Linked DNA regions of Mus musculus: regions 2 and 3 are each linked to region 1. A link is a loop called in an ENCODE intact Hi-C map of the cell type or tissue named here. Cell type or tissue: gastrocnemius. All regions are shown on one strand. Each heading gives the region's core, and the rest is flanking DNA. Links, peaks and the distances in the headings are about the cores only. Region 1 holds the start of Gm31125 (a long non-coding RNA gene). Region 2 overlaps Fam151a (family with sequence simliarity 151, member A). Region 3 overlaps Cyb5rl (cytochrome b5 reductase-like).

The links. Peaks named below come from ENCODE experiments on the same cell type or tissue, not always from the same donor. Only the 100,000 strongest peaks of a DNase experiment are listed, where the experiment ranks them.
Region 2: a loop joins it to region 1, with 2.1 times the contacts of the local background. A loop is called at or near these places in 3 of 42 quality-filtered maps.
Region 3: a loop joins it to region 1, with 2.2 times the contacts of the local background. A loop is called at or near these places in 2 of 42 quality-filtered maps.

Annotation. Positions count from the first base shown.
Region 1 is chr4:106,836,089-106,841,545 of GRCm38, reverse strand. It overlaps Gm31125 (a long non-coding RNA gene), which reads left to right and starts at 1,385. Exons shown (of 2, transcript XR_376510.1): 1 at 1,385-1,557; 2 at 1,852-2,268. In gastrocnemius, for the core only: CTCF peaks have their summits at 1,509 and 2,495 (motif pointing left); DNase peaks (open chromatin) are centred at 2,478, 3,065, 3,426, 5,148 and 3 more places; H3K4me3 peaks cover 2,773 bases; H3K27ac peaks cover 3,434 bases.
Region 2 is chr4:106,746,928-106,752,384 of GRCm38, reverse strand. It overlaps Fam151a (family with sequence simliarity 151, member A), which reads right to left. Exons shown (of 8, transcript NM_146149.1): 7 at 5,269-5,412; 8 at 4,093-4,846. The coding sequence ends at 4,116. It overlaps Acot11 (acyl-CoA thioesterase 11), which reads left to right. Exons shown (of 16, transcript NM_025590.4): 14 at 2,371-2,502; 15 at 2,997-3,123; 16 at 3,901-5,457. The coding sequence ends at 4,056. Among named protein-coding and RNA genes, the nearest start is that of Fam151a, 16 kb to the right of the region's middle. In gastrocnemius, for the core only: a CTCF peak has its summit at 2,600 (motif pointing left); DNase peaks (open chromatin) are centred at 2,451, 4,581 and 5,029.
Region 3 is chr4:107,081,927-107,087,383 of GRCm38, reverse strand. It overlaps Cyb5rl (cytochrome b5 reductase-like), which reads right to left. Exons shown (of 7, transcript NM_001346552.2): 7 at 1-3,257. The coding sequence ends at 3,054. Among named protein-coding and RNA genes, the nearest start is that of Cdcp2, 12 kb to the left of the region's middle. In gastrocnemius, for the core only: no CTCF peak of the experiment used is centred there; DNase peaks (open chromatin) are centred at 2,387 and 2,851.

The sequences.
Region 1 (5,457 bases), core at 209-5,208:
CTGGTTTCCTGTTTACAGCTGCCCATCCCGCCAGCACAGCACACAGATGCTCCAGAGAACTTTGGTGAATTTTCAGACCTGCAGTTCAATTACAGAAAGAGAAGCAGGCAACTTGGAATCCGCCTTCAGCAGCCCTGAAAACCTCTGAGGAAGCCCCTCTAATCCCTCCATGTCACGCGCACTCCTCGACTTCTGCCTTCCTCTCTCTCCCCCCCATCTGAGGACATATGGCCCCTTGAAGTTTTTGTTTGCTTGCAGGGGAAAAACCCACCCTGCCAGTGTGGAGTGTTTCTCTTTCTCTTATTATTATTATTATTAAGCATCAGGAGACAGCAATCTGCGTGCAGATACCGTGCGTGCATAATTAATAAAAAATCTCATTATTTATTTATAAAAAAGACGCATGGGGAACTGGGGAACTAGGGCTATCCCCATTATCTGTGGAGAGAAGGGGAGAGACAGTTTTTGAACATTGGATCCTTCCAGAGAAGCAAATCTCTATGCATGCAATGAATAAAAACCCATGTGCTCCTGTGGGGAGTGAGGATCTGTGCCCAGGGGGCATCCGAAAGCAAAAGCGTGGTCAGGAGCTTAAAAAAGAAAAGGGACTGATGAGAGTCTAAGGCTCACTCACAGAGCAGAGTAAGTATACCATGTTTGAGGAGACCGGCAGGATAGAAATACTGAGAGACACGGGTTTAGTAGCTAGTCCAAGGAAGATAACCTGGGGCAGACTCCAGACTCTGGGAGAAGCAGCTGGAGGGAGAGATGCTGGCACAATCCCATCACTAGTTACCACATTAAAAAAAAAAAAATCTAGATGCCAGGTGAGGGGAGCCCCTGGGTTGGCTATGACTAGGTAGGTAGATGATTTTAACTTGATGGTGATGGCGGGGTTCTACATGGCCGTTTTGCCCTTGGCCTCCTGCTTCTCTGATGCCCGGGCAAGACCTTCAGAATTAACAATCCAACTTATTACGTAACAAACCCTGAGATCAGGGAATCAGGGACCAGCCTTTCCAGGTTTGCAGAGTCCGGGGTGAACCTTCTCACTCTCTTCTTTCTCTCTTTTTTTCCCCCTTGAGACATGCTTTAAAATAGAAAACAGGCTTATGCAGGAACCAACCCATAGACAGGGGTTGACTGGCAGGGATCTCCCCCACCTTCCAGTGCAAGTAACTCGTGCAGTGGAACGCTCGCTCAGTCGCCCCGGGTGGTGGGCTCCGGGAGGGGTGCGGGGAGCGCTGGGGGTGTGGGCCTGGGCAGCAGCCCCCGCAGTGTTACCCGGGCGCGTGCAGGGAAACGTCTCAGCAATTCCAGCACCCGAGCGGAGCGCGCGGGAGGGGGGGTGCGGGGGGGGGGGGGAACGGGCGGCGCGGGGCACCTTGAAACCGCCGGCGGCCGCGCGCTGATTGGCCCAGCCGCCGCCTCGGCGTTCCAGCCAGGCGCCCCTCCCCCCGCGCCGTCCACCCCGGAAGGAATTTCCTCCTCTGGCGGCCGCTATTGTTGTTCGTCTTCGCTGTTTGGGTCGGATCGCGTAACCATAGTATCCAAACTGTGTCCGTGCGGGGCCCCAGCCCGGGACCCCCGTGCCCCCCAGACCAACCCTCCACTTTTTTCTTTTTGCAGTCTAGTTATCATGACTTCATCGGACTCCGGGGAGCAGAGGAGGGGGATGGGACGGGGGGGGGCGGGGAGCTGGCCCATTCCTGGCGGCCCTTACTTCGAGATGGTTTCAATTAGAATTTTTAAAAAGTCTGCTTTGTGGGTTCGGGGCTTTTACATCCCCCCTCCTCCCGTAAAATCGTTGGCCGGAACTCGAATGGGGCTTTCCCTCCGTTTCCCCCCTAGAGCTCTTCGCTCCAGCCGGACTTCCCGGCTCAACCGGGCGACGAGGGCATTTGCAGTAGGAATCATCCCCTAAACGCACCCCGGACCTCGCGGCTGCGCTGGCGAGGCCGGCGATGGGGGCCAGGACCCTCGGACACTACAGCCTCAGGGCACGTCCTGCTGGGGTTTGGGGCTCTCAGGCGATGTTCTGGGAGAGGAGGTTCGCGGGATGGATGCCTGTCAGTCACACCAGGAGGGGTGGCAGAGGATAAAGGGGTGACAGGGAAGCAGTTGACAGGTTCTTGGGTAGAACAAGCCTCCTAGCCTCTTTAATTCCCCCCACCCCTCATCTCTGAGCCACAGACGAGTAGGTGCGTGCGTAGAGCCTGGACCCAATGTCTGCCTCAACCTCTGAAGAAAAATAAAAAGGCAAAACCAGCCTTTTCCCGCGAAGTGCCTTGTGCGGGGAGGGGTGGGAGGCAGCAGCAAGTCCGCACCGAGCGGGCTGCGCAGCGCGGGAGCCCCGGGGCTGGGCCGGCGGCGGGGGGCGGCGTGTGCCGGGGGGCATCTAGTATTCCCAGAACCCTAGCGTCCTCGCGGCGCTCGCCCGGGCGGGGGAAGTGGCGGCGGCCCGCCAAGTTCGGAGCAACAGTGCCCCCTAGAGGCCGCGCGGGTCTGCAGGAGGGGTGGAGAGGGTGTGGAGGGTAAGGGATCTAGCTAGTACATGGGACCAGGGCGGCTGCCATAGGGTTAGAGGCCTAATAAGTCCTGGAGCACGGAGCTGGACTGGGGTGGTCCTTGGCAGGCTGGTGACAGGCTGGAGGACGGCCTCCAAGTGACAGTTCTAAGGGCTGGAGGATGGGGTAGGAGGGTTTACGTTTCTGTTCTAGAGTTTAAAACTTGGTGGAAAGTCGGGGGCATCCAACTGCCTTTCTGGAGGATGCTGGACCTTTAAGCTTCCCCAATCAAGTCTCGGACCTGCAGTTACTAAAACAGACCCCTAGAGAGAAGATCCTTCACTCATAGGCTTGTTTGAACCGGCCGTTCTGTTTTCACTGTCTTTGGGGCCATTCTTGAGGCATCAAGTCTCATTTTATAAGTGAGAACTCAGAAATTTCACTTGTTCAATCAGCAGAGAACTGAAGTCCCTGTTTTGTGTTTTATCTCCTGCATCATGGGGACGGGAACCTAGGTTTGGGGAGCAGTCCAGGCTCTCTGTTTTGCAGCCCTGCCAGACCGGGTGGAAGTGGATGCTCCTGGATGGGGAGAGGGGGCCTACAGATAGGTAATTTATTGCAAAACGCTGGGCTCTAGTTCTCAGTGTCCACATCTGTAAAATGGGAGGGGGACATGGGGTTATAAAGAAGGTATCCAGCATCCCCCCCCCCCCCCCGCTCCCCCAACACCCTTAGGTGACACAGCTAGGCTCCTCCTCTTTCGTCGGCCACGCCCTCTCTTGTGCTCTTTTGCTCCTCGATTAGGGTCTGCAGAGCTGGCTTCCTCCCTACTCGCCCTCCCTTCTTCCCTGCAGGGCTCCGGGGGCCGCCCCCTCCTTTTCCCTCCCCTCCTGGCTGGCGCAGAGCTGACTGCGGGAGGGAGCGGTGGGCTCGCAGCCAGCAGAGCGTCAAGTCAGCCCCTGGGGAAGGGAGGGGGGTGCACTGGCTGCTGCCGAGGCGCTGTCAAGAGGCTGCAGCTCGCGCTGACGGGGCCAGGGTCCCTGAGGGTTATTTGTGTCCAAGGTAACTGGTGTCCGAGCTGCCTGCTAGCTGCCTCCCTCTTTCCCTGGTGACTGGGGAGCTGTCTGTAGTCATCTTGACTCTTTTCTCTCCCTTTTGCTTACCAACAAGCAGGCACCAAAAGTCTGGTCCTTTCCTTTCTTCCTTTAAGTAACCTCTAAAATTCTCTTCTCCATCCTCTCAGGCACCTGCCCCTGCTGGGACTGGGGGCTCTGAACTGGAGATTCTCTCAGCTTTCCTGCACATCCTGCCCAGTCTTCAGTTACCCTCAAGATCGCCCCTCCCTTGGTTCCCTCCCTGACGCATGCATTGTATTCTAGAGACTGTTCTGTTGGCTGGGCTGTGGTGGGTGCCCAGACTTTGGCGATAGCAAAGTGAGCAACTCCTTCCCTGCAGAGTCACAGGTTGCTAAAGAGATAGCCAGTATGGTGACAGAATAACTATTGGTAGAATGAATCATTGTCGTCGTCGTCGTCGTTGTTGTTATATTGGCAGTATCTCACTAGGTAGCCTTGGCAGGTTTAGAACTTGCTATGTAGATCAGTCTGGCCTCGAAAGATGGGTTCCCTTCCACTCCCCACCCCCCTTTTTTTTGAGACAAGGTTTCTCTGTGTAAATCTTGTCCTGGGACTTATATTGTAGACCAGGCTGGCTTGGAACTCAGAGCTCTGCCTCCTGAGCTGGGATTAAAGGTGTGCATCACCATAATCCAAGTCAGAATGCGTTCCTAAGAGGACCCTTGCCTAGGCTGAGGCAGAAAAGGCTTCCTGGGGACACGTGCTGAGTCCCGAGGGAGACAAGGAAATTGGTCCCATACCAGGAAGTAAAAGAGTAATTATGTGGAACTAAGGTGAGCTGATGTATAAGGGGAGAGATGAAGCTGGAGAGACTCTGACTAAGGTGGACTGTGGTTCACAAATGATTGGCTGAGTGGATTCTCCCTCCCCTTTGTAAAATAAGGTTTCAGTGTCCCTCAGGAGCATGCATGCTAGGTAGGTAGATCAGGCTGGCCTGAAACTTTTGTGTGATTGCTCTGCATCTGCCTCCTTGGGGTTACAGGCGTGCAGCAGGAAGCCTCCTCGCCTGAGGGTCCTATCTACTTCACATGGAAATGTTGACTCTGCAAGGGTGGTTTCACACTGGCAGCCTGGGCTCTTAAGAGTCCGAATCTTTTAGCTCAGCCACGGTTGCCGAAGCCTTTTGCTATTACAATAGGACACTGCCATCCACACATGTGCATGAGGAGCCTAAGCCCTGGGAACTAGAGGATCGTGGCTTCAGGATTTGAACACCAAAAGGCTCAAAACTACCTACACTCAAATCAGAGCCAACTCTGGGCTTTCAAAGGCAGAGGCACTAGATGCTGCAAGCTCTCACAGAGAGCATCAGTGTGGTGCTCAGGTCCCGGCTTCCTGTTCTAGGCTTTGCACTCCAAAGCCAGTGTCACATCTCCCTCATGTGCTTAGGGCGATGGGACCTGGGCTCTGGGAGACTCTAGCAGAACCAGGGCTGCCTGCCACAATTTGCCTTTGCTCTCAGCCACTGCTAGTCCTCTTCGCCCCAGCTCTCCTGTTTCTGCTCTAGCCACCCTCTCTCTGGAGCTGCCCAGTTGCTTTCTCACTGTGTTGGACATGTCTGGGGCGAAAAGCCAAGGAGCTTCTTCAGTCCTTTGTGTAACCAGCTCGGCCTACTCCACATGCACAACAGACCACAAACGGGCAATAAAAGACCATTCGAGAGAAGCCTTTTATTAGGGCTTGATGTAATATCAAGGGATAATACACAGAAGAGAAGCCTTCTGGACTGGTCTAACAGGGTTGAGAAAGAGCCTGCTTATGTGTCTAGAAAAGAGATGTAGCCCGCAACCTGGCATAACAAGGCTCTCAGGCCC
Region 2 (5,457 bases), core at 289-5,288, 89 kb after region 1:
CAGCCCGTGCTCTTAACCTGTAAGCCATCTCTTCAGCCCTTACAACTCTTTTTTGTTTGTTTGTTTGTTTAAAGACTAATTTATTATATGTAAGTACACTGCTGTCTTCAGACACCCCAGAAGAGGGCATCAGATCTCATTACGGATGGTTGTGAGCCATCATGTGGTTGTTGGGATTTGAACTCATGACCTTTGCTTTGGAAGAGCAGTTGGTGCTCTTAACTGCTGAGCCATCTCTCCAACCCAGCCCTCCCAACTCTTAAGAAGGGTCTTAGGGGGTGAGCAGGTCATAAATGCGCAGCAGCCAGTGTTCTTACCACCTGCCAAGGCTCTACTTGTGTGTGTGTGTGTAAGTACAGATGTCTGTAGAGGCAGTTGTGACCCACTAGACAAGGTGCTGGGAACTAAACTCTGAACTCAGCAGGCATGATGGCAAAGTGCCCTACCCATTGAGCCAACTTGTGGGGCTGGGAAAGTTAATGCTTAAAGCGGTGTTTGTTCAGCATCCTCAAAGTCCTCTCCTGTTCTGCCGATGTCGTGGCTCAGTCGGAGCCTGCATTACAAGAGCTTCCCTAGGAGGCTAGATGGGAAGTCAGTGAGCTGCGCATCACCAGCTGACTTTCTAGAGTAGCCTGCTCCTTCTTTGAGTCTGCCTTCAGCGGAGTGAGCATAGCCATTCATAGCCCGGCTTCCTGCCTAAGCTTTCTTTGCAGCCATGCTTGTGCAGTGTTGGGGAGACGGTTTAGTAGATAAAGCGCTTGCACACAAGCATGAGAACTTGAACCCAAGTTGGGAGGGCTGAAGAGATGGTTTACAAGCCATATAAAGCTGGGCATGTAGCTCATGCCTGCAATCCCAGGATTCTTTCTGTGAGATGGGAGACAGGAGACTCCTTAGAACTGCTAGAGCAAAGTTAGTCTGGTGCACACACACAGGCAAATAGCAATGACATACCTGAGGTTGTTATCAACAGTGCACCAATAGGTGAATACCTGCATTCAAACACTCATACTTGTGCATGTGCGCACACATGCACACACAACCACACACACATAGAGCAAGAGATCAAGCAAGTGGCAAGAAAGAAAAGAATAAACTGTGTTGCTCTAAAATGCTGTGCATGGGTAACCCGGACCTGCTAGCAGGGTATTCTAGAACTGAGAGGTGATCGGTGGTGGCTGGGCAGAGGAGCTGGGAAAGATGGGCTGCTGTGGACCAAACCAAAGTTCACTGAGGGTGAGTGACATAGGCTAGAGACCCCAGCACACTCCCCTAGGCCTGCACAGCCAGCCTGTTCCCTAGCCAGCCTTTGTGCAGCAGAAGGATAGGGGGAGGTGTGGCCATGTCCTCATGTGACTGCCCTTGTGTCTGTGGGTACCAATGTCAGTTGATGCCTGTATACCTGAACAGATGTGTGAGTATGCCTGGTCTTGTGTTGTCTCTGTTACCCATCAGGCTGAACACCCCAGCCCTGTTTCCTCATGAACTCTGTAGCCCAGAGTGGGTTAACCCCCAGCCTTAGCTCCTCTATTTAGTGAGGATGCTAAGACTGCCCACAGGAGTCTTAAGTGAGATCCCAGGATAGCACCTGAAACACACTGGGAACTCATTAGACAGTATGGACAACTACTGAATCCTTGAACAGCTACTTGGGGTGTGTGTGCACCTGCAGATCTGTGAGTTCAGAGCTGTCTGTGTACATACGCTCACATATGTCTTTCTCCATTGCTGTCGTAAAATACCCTGACAAAAGCAACTGAAGGGAGAACAGGTTCACTCGGGCTCACAGTTCCAAGTACTGTCCACTGCAGTGGGGAGGTCAAGGCAGCAGAAGCTTGAAGCACTTGTTCATACTGCATCCACAGTAACATAACAGAGGGGTGTGAATGCATGCTAGTGCCCAGCTCACAGCCTCCACTTTCCCTGTCAGGTGATGGTGCTGGCCACAGTTCAGGTGGGCCTCCCTCTGCCAATTAACAAGATAATCTCCTACAGGCATACCCAGAGACCCATTTCCCAGATGATTCTGCATTCTGTCAAGTTGACAGTTAATACTATCAGTTTGCATACTTGTATTGGCTTGAGTATATGTCAGTGTGCTTTGTGTGTGTGTGTGTGTACCTAGATGAGTGTCTCTGTATATGCTTATATGTGCATGTGCCTGTGTATCTGCTCTGGTGCACTGTGTGTGTGTGTGAATGTTGTGTGTACAGACAAGCACATGCATACACATTCATGCATACACATATGCTGGAGGGTCCCCATCCTTCCCCGGCTCCGCTCAGAGGCTGCAGGCTGCGGGAGCCTGGCAGAGCTGCTCCCCATAGAGAGCTGCTGTGGCTCTGAGCCCTGACTTCAGCCTCCCCACAGGAGTGTGGAGCTGGTGCAGCAAGTGGATGAGGATGACGCCATCTACCACGTCATCAGCCCCGCCCTGAGCGGGAACACCAAGCCCCAGGACTTTGTGATCCTGGCCTCTAGGCGGAAGCCTTGTGACAATGGGTGAGTGCCTGCTCTCTGAGGGGTGCAGTTGAGGTAGGGAGACCTCCTCTCTCCCTCTCCTGGGAGGAGCAGCAACATGGAGGCCAGAGCTCTGCTGCCCACTGGTGGCTGGACTCAGAACCCACCAGCTGTTTCTAGGCGCCATTGGGAGTTCATCATGACTGCAAGGTCACAAACTGCTCCTGAAAGCAAGGGCGACTGTGGCATTTGTTGCCACAGACACGAGTGCCTTTCCCATGGGTATCCCTTGGTCTCTGCCCTCTGGAAGCTTGTGGCTGTTACCTGAGACATGGGCGCAGCCAGGGTAGACTGCATCTTTTTTTCTGGAGACAAAGGCCAGAAGAATGAAAACCCCAAGGTACACAGTCCATGGGTTCACAGGGAGCCTGAACCTGATGCTGCTAACACAGATGTCCCCTTCCTACAGCTGACCCCCAGCAAGGCATCCTCCTCTGGATGATCTCTGATCCCTTCTAACTCTGCCTCTCTTCCAGGGACCCCTATGTCATTGCCCTGAGGTCGGTCACGCTGCCCACGCACCATGAGACACCGGAATACCAACGTGGGGAGACTCTCTGTTCAGGCTTCTGTCTGTGGCGTGAGGGGGACCAGATGACTAAGGTAAGACGTGATGTCCCCTCTATACTTCCACCTATGGATAAACTGAACTCTACGCTGTTCGGCTGGGCCCTTCCAGACCCGAACCCCCATGACCCCCCAGACTTTGCAGTCTGAAAGGAGCTCGTCTGGAGCTTGAGTGTGGTCAGAGAGCAAACTGCTATTGGGGCTTGGGAAAAGCTCTGGACACACTACAGAAAGCCCAGCTCTGATCTAAAATTCTGCCATTGTTTGTTTAATGTGTCTCCCTTTTCGTCTGGGAGGGCTTTATGTGGCTTTGAGGGCATAGAAGGCTCAGCAGGGGAGTCAGAGTTAATTGGAAAGGTAGAGCAGAGCTGGGGGCAGGTATGCTGCAGTTCCCCTGGCATGCAGTTTTCCTTGCAGCCTTGCCCAGGTGCTGACTCGGCCAGCATTGCTAAGGACCTACACAAAGGACATAGTCCAAGGCTTATGTCTACCACGTTTCTGTGACACCCCACCCTCCCAGCACTGTTATAAAGTGGATTCAGGTGTAGGTATTAGAGTCAATTCCTGTCCCCTTGGGGCCACCTAGTCAGCAGGGAGGTGTACAGTGACCTTATGGTTTGCTGTGATAGGGCAGTCAGAGTTGAAGTTCCCTGTGTATCTGGGGGACCTATCAAAAGAGGCTAGGTCTATCACTCAGGTTTTCTAACTGATCAAGATACAAGGTTGTATCTGTTGCTTCCCCAGAAGGCAAGCAAGGCTGCTGACTCTCACCTCCCCATTATGCCTCCTTGAACTTGACTTCCTGTCCTGCAGGTTTCTTACTACAACCAGGCCACCCCCGGCTTTCTCAACTATGTGACCACCAATGTGTCCGGCCTGTCCTCAGAATTCTACAACACTTTCAAGGCTTGTGAGAGTTTTCTGTTGGACAACCGGAATGACCTAGCTCCCAGCCTCCAGACCCTCTAGACACCACCCATGCTGCCCCAGGTCTTACACAGTGCGTGGAACAAAGCAGAGACATTTATTCACCTTGACTCCCCAGGGAAGCCTTCCACACTAGATGGTCCAATCCTACTGGATGGTCGGTTGCTGCTCACATCTGCCTGCAAGTCTTTCCAGTACTCCTGGGATATCCTGTAATAGACTCGGGTCCTGTCCACGGCCCTGGCCGCCCACAATCCAGCCCACAAATCCACATGGCTGTTCCCAGCAGTGCTGTGGTACACTGTGACAGTGGCTCTAGGGGAGGAGGCCAGGAGCCTGGCCACAGTGTTGGCTGGACTCTGACTCAGTGGCCCAGCCTGCAGCTGGAAGGACACAGGTTGCCGGAGTCCCTGACACAGCTCCAGCATATCTGTGACCATCTGCTCCTGATAACCACTGTCCAGCATCTCTTCGGGCCAGCCCGGTGCCACGGTCACATGGGGGAAGACTTCAGCCACAGCTGTGAGCAGCTCTCTGCCAGCTATGTGGCCAGGGACCACAAAACTACCATGTGAGACTGTGGACCCCACCCACACAGGCCAGGGCAGATGGCCAAGGGTAGAAAGGTGTGCTAACGTGGCCAGGGATGGCCGGAGAGCTTCGGGTTCCACTATGTTCACATGGATGCCCCAGCGCCTGGGGTGAACAGCCAGACGCAGCAGACACGACTCCAGTGTCAGAGCAGGGCCACCTGGGGTGTGTAGGATGGGTACAGGGTTCCCAGCCTCAGGTTCCTGGAGGCCAATGTCCAGCAAGATCATGCCTTCTCTGTCTGGAAGAGGCAACAGTTTGGAGATCCTGTCATCATGGGACGTCAGTGTTTTTTGTTAAAGGGGACATACATGGGGGCATGTCATGGGGATAGATCAAGAGGCACCAGCCATTCTTGAGTTTGCCAGCTCCATCCCAGGCTCCAAGTGCTGTGACTGGTGACTCTCAGGCAGGCATGACAAATTGCTGGCCTCCATTCTTGGCCTTCCTAATCACTCCCCACTCCTCTAGTCACAGTGTGGCTGAGGACTCAAGGCTGTGAAGACCAGGAGTTCCTGCTCTTGACATTATTCCTCCCACTTTGTATCCAGTGTGTGGCTTATTGTGTTGCCATGGTAACAGAGAATCAAGTTACCCACCCAAGCAAATGACAGACCTGTGGGTGAGGGTAGCCAGGAGCTTTAGAGCTGCAGGCAGACTCACCAGGAACTGTAATGGCTGCTCTTCTCCCACTGCCATTCACTTCCAGAACTAGCCACTCTACCTCCAGACCATCACCCTTGGGCTGCTGGAGAAGAGGGATCAGGCTGCCACCTGTGTAGTAGGTTCGCTTCCGGGTGGTGTTCACTGTGGGACCCAAAATTGCCAATGTGAAGGGACCACTCTCCACAA
Region 3 (5,457 bases), core at 131-5,130, 250 kb before region 1:
CCACTGGGATCGCCACTGGAACTAGGTGTGGTGGAGCACATGGTCTTTAACTTAGCATCCTCGAGGCTCTAGAATCAGTCCCCAGCACTGAAACAAAACAAAGAGAAGAACAAACAAAGGAGAACTGCATGGTTCCCACTCTGCTTTTTCTTAATTGTAGCCTTGGCCGTCTCACACCACACAGGTACAGAGTGTTTACCTGGACCTCCAGGTGTGCTCACGTGTCATGTAACCGTTACAACAACGCATGTTGGAACTTGTGCCCCCTTACATGATCTTGGTGGCTCAGAGGCTGTTTCGGTCTCTAATCTGGGGTAACTACAGTGGCATGACTTCCTGCTGTGGAAGAGTCCTGCCACCTGCAAAGCACTCGGAAGTTCTGCTATGCCTCAGGTTGTCTACCTCCAGGAGGTGCTGAGCACCCTGTGTGATGGGAACACGGTGGCTGGGTGAGGCCACGCAGGCTCGGGCTATGGTTCCAGACTGAACAGAGGGGCAGTACCTGAATAACTTGAGGTGCTAATTTGTCTCGCTCACAGAGAAGTGAGCTCTTTGTTGGTCTTCTGAGGCCTTCCGGTCATGCTCAGGTCCTGACTGTCCCCCTGCCATTGCACTATCACATAATGGCAGTGCTCAGGGGAAACTCCATCCCAACAGCCTACAGAGAGCCAGGTATTATCATGAGGAACTGACCAGCTGACAGGGCCCACCCACCAAGTGGGACGACCTCATGAATCCCAATTAGTCCTATTTTACACTCACCTATACCTTGCCAGGCACAGCAACCACTATTTTGTGAGCTCTTGAGTTCCCAGGTGACAGGAGATTGGCATCCTGGCATTTCAGACACATTTGTGCCCTTGCCAATATTCAGGATAACCAATCCCACTAGTAGCCAGGCTGCTCAGCTTCTACACTGAGGGAGGTGAAGAGGAAGGCAACCCACCCAGGACAGGGGATGTCAGTTGCCTCTGAGTGGCCTAATCTGTCTAGGCATCAAATACCTAAAATGGTACAGAGAGAGGCCTAGGGGAATTGCCCTAGGCTTCTCCCCTTAAGCGGGTCCTCCCTGACCCTGTAAGGAATGAGTATAAGCATTGCTTTTGAAGCTTCTATGGTCGGGGTTGGGGAGTGTCCCTGTCTTTCCTACAGGCTCAAGCCCTGCTCACCACTCTCTTGCACTGTGAACACCATTTCTCTAATATTCACCCCTTTCAGAGGTATGCTAGCTAATCCTTGCCTTGGCTGGAGCTCTCCAGTGGAAAGGCTGTGCCTAGCACGTTGCTGCTATTTCCTTGGACAGTTGAGCTTCAAGTCCCCCAGGGGCATCCATGAAGACTGCCACTAAGACCCACCAAGGCACACTGGTGAAGTTCTCAGAGGCCGGGATAGATGACATGTGTCTTGCCCCAAGTCACAGGCTGGGCAAGGAGAGCCCATGCACCCTGTTTGGGAGCTCTGGCTCTCAGTTTTGTCACACTGTTCTGAGCCTGAGACTCTAAAGAACAACGACCCCGAGGCTGAGGACCTGGGCCAGACAAAACAAAGTGTCCTGACCAATGTTCATGCAGCTTTAATTTGCCCACTTGGTTCTGAGAAGTCACACCTAATGAATGCCCTGTAGAACCCCGACAGAGGTCCCAAGCCCCTGGGGTGCAACATGCAGGCTTCCCATCACCCAGCTGTTCCCCATGGCTATGCAGTGAACAGGGGTTTCTTTGTTGTGATTTTTCAGGGTGGGGTAGAAAAGGCAATTTTGACAAAAATTCCTCTATGCCCCATGAAGATGAGGTTAAAAACAGACCTCTGTGATTGAAGGGGACCTGGGGATCCCTCCAGCCACCTTTACTGCTGCCATCCAGGCAAGGTTCCCCAGTGGCCTGTGGAGCACAGTTTGAAAAGCATGGTGTACAACCACAGGTGTGTGTGTGTGTGTGTGTGTGTGGGGGGGGTGATGGGGAGCTTGTAGGGAGGGCTGTCTCAGACTCACCTTGGGTGAGTCACTCATGGGCCTTGGTTCACCCATTTGTACACTGAGTCTGCTGGACAGGGTTCTCTGGCATCTGAGCTCTGCTATGGGGGTTGGGGGAGGTGAGGAGAGTGCAACTCCATAGTTATAAATGCCTAATCCTAAAGGCTCCTGGCTCCCAGCTTCTAACATTCCACTGCTGAGCATCAGAAGTCTGGGACTGCCTGTATCTGGCCTGTGCTGGCGCAGCACACTGGGGCCCAGGCTGTGGAAAGCAGAATTCATTAAGTCAACATGATGCCCAGGGGCAGTGAGCTCCCTGGAGAGGGCATGCCCCGTTCAGGATAGAGGAGGTGGAGGTGGGGGCTGGGTGGACCTGGATCAGCAGCCACTCAGTGGGCAGAGCTGGGAGAGGGACCCAGGTCTCCTGACTCCTGCTCTATCTTTAGATCTCCATAGCAACCGTCGCCAGGGCACCGAGAGCTGAAGGCACGGGCTATGTGGCTGCCTGCAGGAGGGAGGGGCATTTGCCTCTGTTCCTCTTCTTTTGTGGGAAAAGGACTCTGAGCTGGCCTCCTGAGCCAGGAAAGAAACTGAGCGTGAGGCTGATCATGGCAGGAAAGACTTGTCATGGATACAGAGATGATTCAGGGCAGTGCCTTGATCTGAGAACATGGTCAGGTCTTAGACTCCAGGCCTTCAGCAAGTCAGGTCCACCCCACAGGAGGCACAGAAGTTAAGGTCCTCCCAGAGCTCTGAGCTTCCCCAAGTCATTTTCCCAGCACTGATGGGCTCTGGGAGGACAAGAGACTCCTCACCCCTTGTCCTACCCAACCCCCACCAGCCTGAGCTCAGTAGGACTCCACTTGCTTGGCTCCCTTGGAGCAGTCTTCCCTGACTCCCTGACAACTGCTGGCCTCCCTCCATACAGCAGGACGCAGCAGACAGGAAGGGAAGTTCCATGGTGATGACATTTGCCCAAGGTCTCTGGGTAAGTCAGCAGCAGGGCCAGGCCTGGACTCCATGTCTTCTGACTCTGATCTGGGCTCCTCTCTGTACCCCTGATTAAGGCCCAAGGCCAGGGCTAGAAGAGGAAGTAGGAGTCCTCAGTCAGGCCAGCAGACAGCAAACACCTAGCCATGTCCTCATTAAATGCAGGTGAGCCACAGACTAAGGTAAACGGCTTTCTCCGGCAGCAGGCCACCAGTTCAGCAACCAGCTCCTGGCCCAGGCGGCCAAAATGGGTCTTGTCACGGTAGCTCCAGGGAAGCTGTTCTGGGGAGACCTCCTGGGAAGACAGGAGAGAGCAGCGATGACTCCTGGGGGTTCCAGACGTTCACCTAGCCAGCTCTTTTCTGCCACTGCAGTACATGGGAGAAACCCTTCACCAAAAGCTGCTCCTACCTCCACGGCCACCATCATGCTGAGTTCTGAGTCTCTGAGCTAAGAGATGAAGGCCTAGCCTATGGAGAGCCATGGTCCTGCTGGCCAGAGGAAGAACACAGCCCTGGGAAGGCCAAGGAGCTCCTAGTGCCCCAGGTGCTTTCAGGCCTTGTAGCCTCACTTCAAGGCATCTGGATGACTTCCAGGTCCCCTAGGGCTGTTAAGGAGCACTCTCTGGTGACCTGGCTCTTCCTACCCTCCCCCAAACACTCTCCCATTCTCGTGGAACCTCAAGGGTAGAGCCAGGAGACCTCACTGGCCCATCTCTCCTTCCCACTTCCTAGTTCTCCCCACGCCCTTGGTTCCACTGGCCCTACGGAATTGTGCACCCCAAGATGCACCGAGTCTGGGGACTCCTCAGTGAGGCAGAGCCCTTAAACAATGGCAGGTAGGTAGGTGCTGTGACAGCAGGAGCAATAGCAGCACCCAGGGATGGACTTCCCATCGGCAGATCCAGGAAGGGTGGGTAGACACTGGGAAAGGGAGGGAACAAGCACACATGGCAGGGGACAGCAGGAACAAAGGCTAGCACAAGAAAAGCACAGCACAGTTGTACCTGCAAGCTTGCCAGTGACACCAGGACCCAGCATTGAGGAGGGAAGGCCAGGAGATGGAGCTGTCAAGGTCATGAGGCCACTGGGCTTGGGAAGTCCTGAGAACAGTAGGTGCCAGCAAAGGGCTAGGAGCAAGGCAGCGCAGGAGGACGGACAGCTGAGGAAGTAGAGGGAGTGCTGCCAGGCTCAGGCAAGGGAAAGGGGCAAGCTGTGCTGAGCGCATGTGGAGGAGTAGAGCTACCATAGTCACCCTTACTCCTGCTGTTGAGCCAGCCGGCCCATTCCCCTGCCCAACCTTCAGCATCATCAAAGCCTGGCAGGGCCGGAAGTGAACTTTCAAATAACTTTCCAGCCCCAGTCCAGGCTCAAGTGCCACCTCTTTCTTGCAGCATTCCTGAGCCCACTTGCCCTACATGCTGGCCAGCATGCATGTGTACTATCCCAATGGACTAAGACAATGGTCTCTGTGCAGGACCAGCTGAGCTGGTACCCAGCTCTATTGCTGTTACCTTGTTACCTCAGGTTCCCCATCTGCGAAAGACAGGACAGCAGTACAAACCTCATGAGACTGTAGTGGGGACTGAAGTGCTCTGAACTCAATCTCTCTCCTTCTCCCCTTCCCTCCCCGTCCCCCCTTTCTCTCTCTCTCTCTCTCTCTCTCTCTCACTCTCTCTCTCTCTCTCTCTCTCTCTCTCTCTCTCTCTCTCTCTCTCTCACACACACACACACACACACACACACACACACACGACAGGGTCTCACTTTTGTATAGCTTTGGCTAGCCTAGAACTTAGAACTTACTATGTAGACCAGGCTGACCTCAAACTCATAGAGATCTGACTGCTCTGGTCTCTCAAGTGCTGGGATTAAAGGTGTGTACCATCATGCCAACCCATTTTCTTAATTGGCAACTGATGTGGAAGGGTCTGGCTCACTGTGGTGGTGCCATCCCTGAGCAGAGAGCCCTGGACTATACAAGGAAGTAAACCAAACAAGCTGGGAGAAGCATTCCTTCATGGGCTCTGCTTTGCTTCCTGTTTTCAGGTTTCAGCTTCTGCCATGACTTCCATTCCAGATGGACTAGACGAAGGCTTGACGCAATCCTGCTCTTTCTCAAGCTGCTTCTGGTCATGGGCTTTATTATCAATAGAAGGCAACTAAGACACAGCAGAACCAGCTGTCCCTGTAGACAGGTGCGTGCCCCTAGGGCAAGGGAGTGTCTCACCTTCATTTGTGGTCCTGGCATCTCTCATGTGGTTGAGGACCGAGGGAAAGAGGGCCAGGCAGCAGCCAGGGCAAGGAGTTTGCTGGGTGCCTGTGCCCTGTTTCCCTTCCTGGACCAGGCTTTTGTAGGGCATGTGGCCTTCCCTCTTCCCCTCTGCTTCACACCAGCCTTCTGTTTTATGCCCTGCCTTAGGCACTTTCTGCTGTTGTTAATGTTCACCAAACATACCCTCCCATGTGCATTTCAAAGAGCTTTCCATCAGTGGA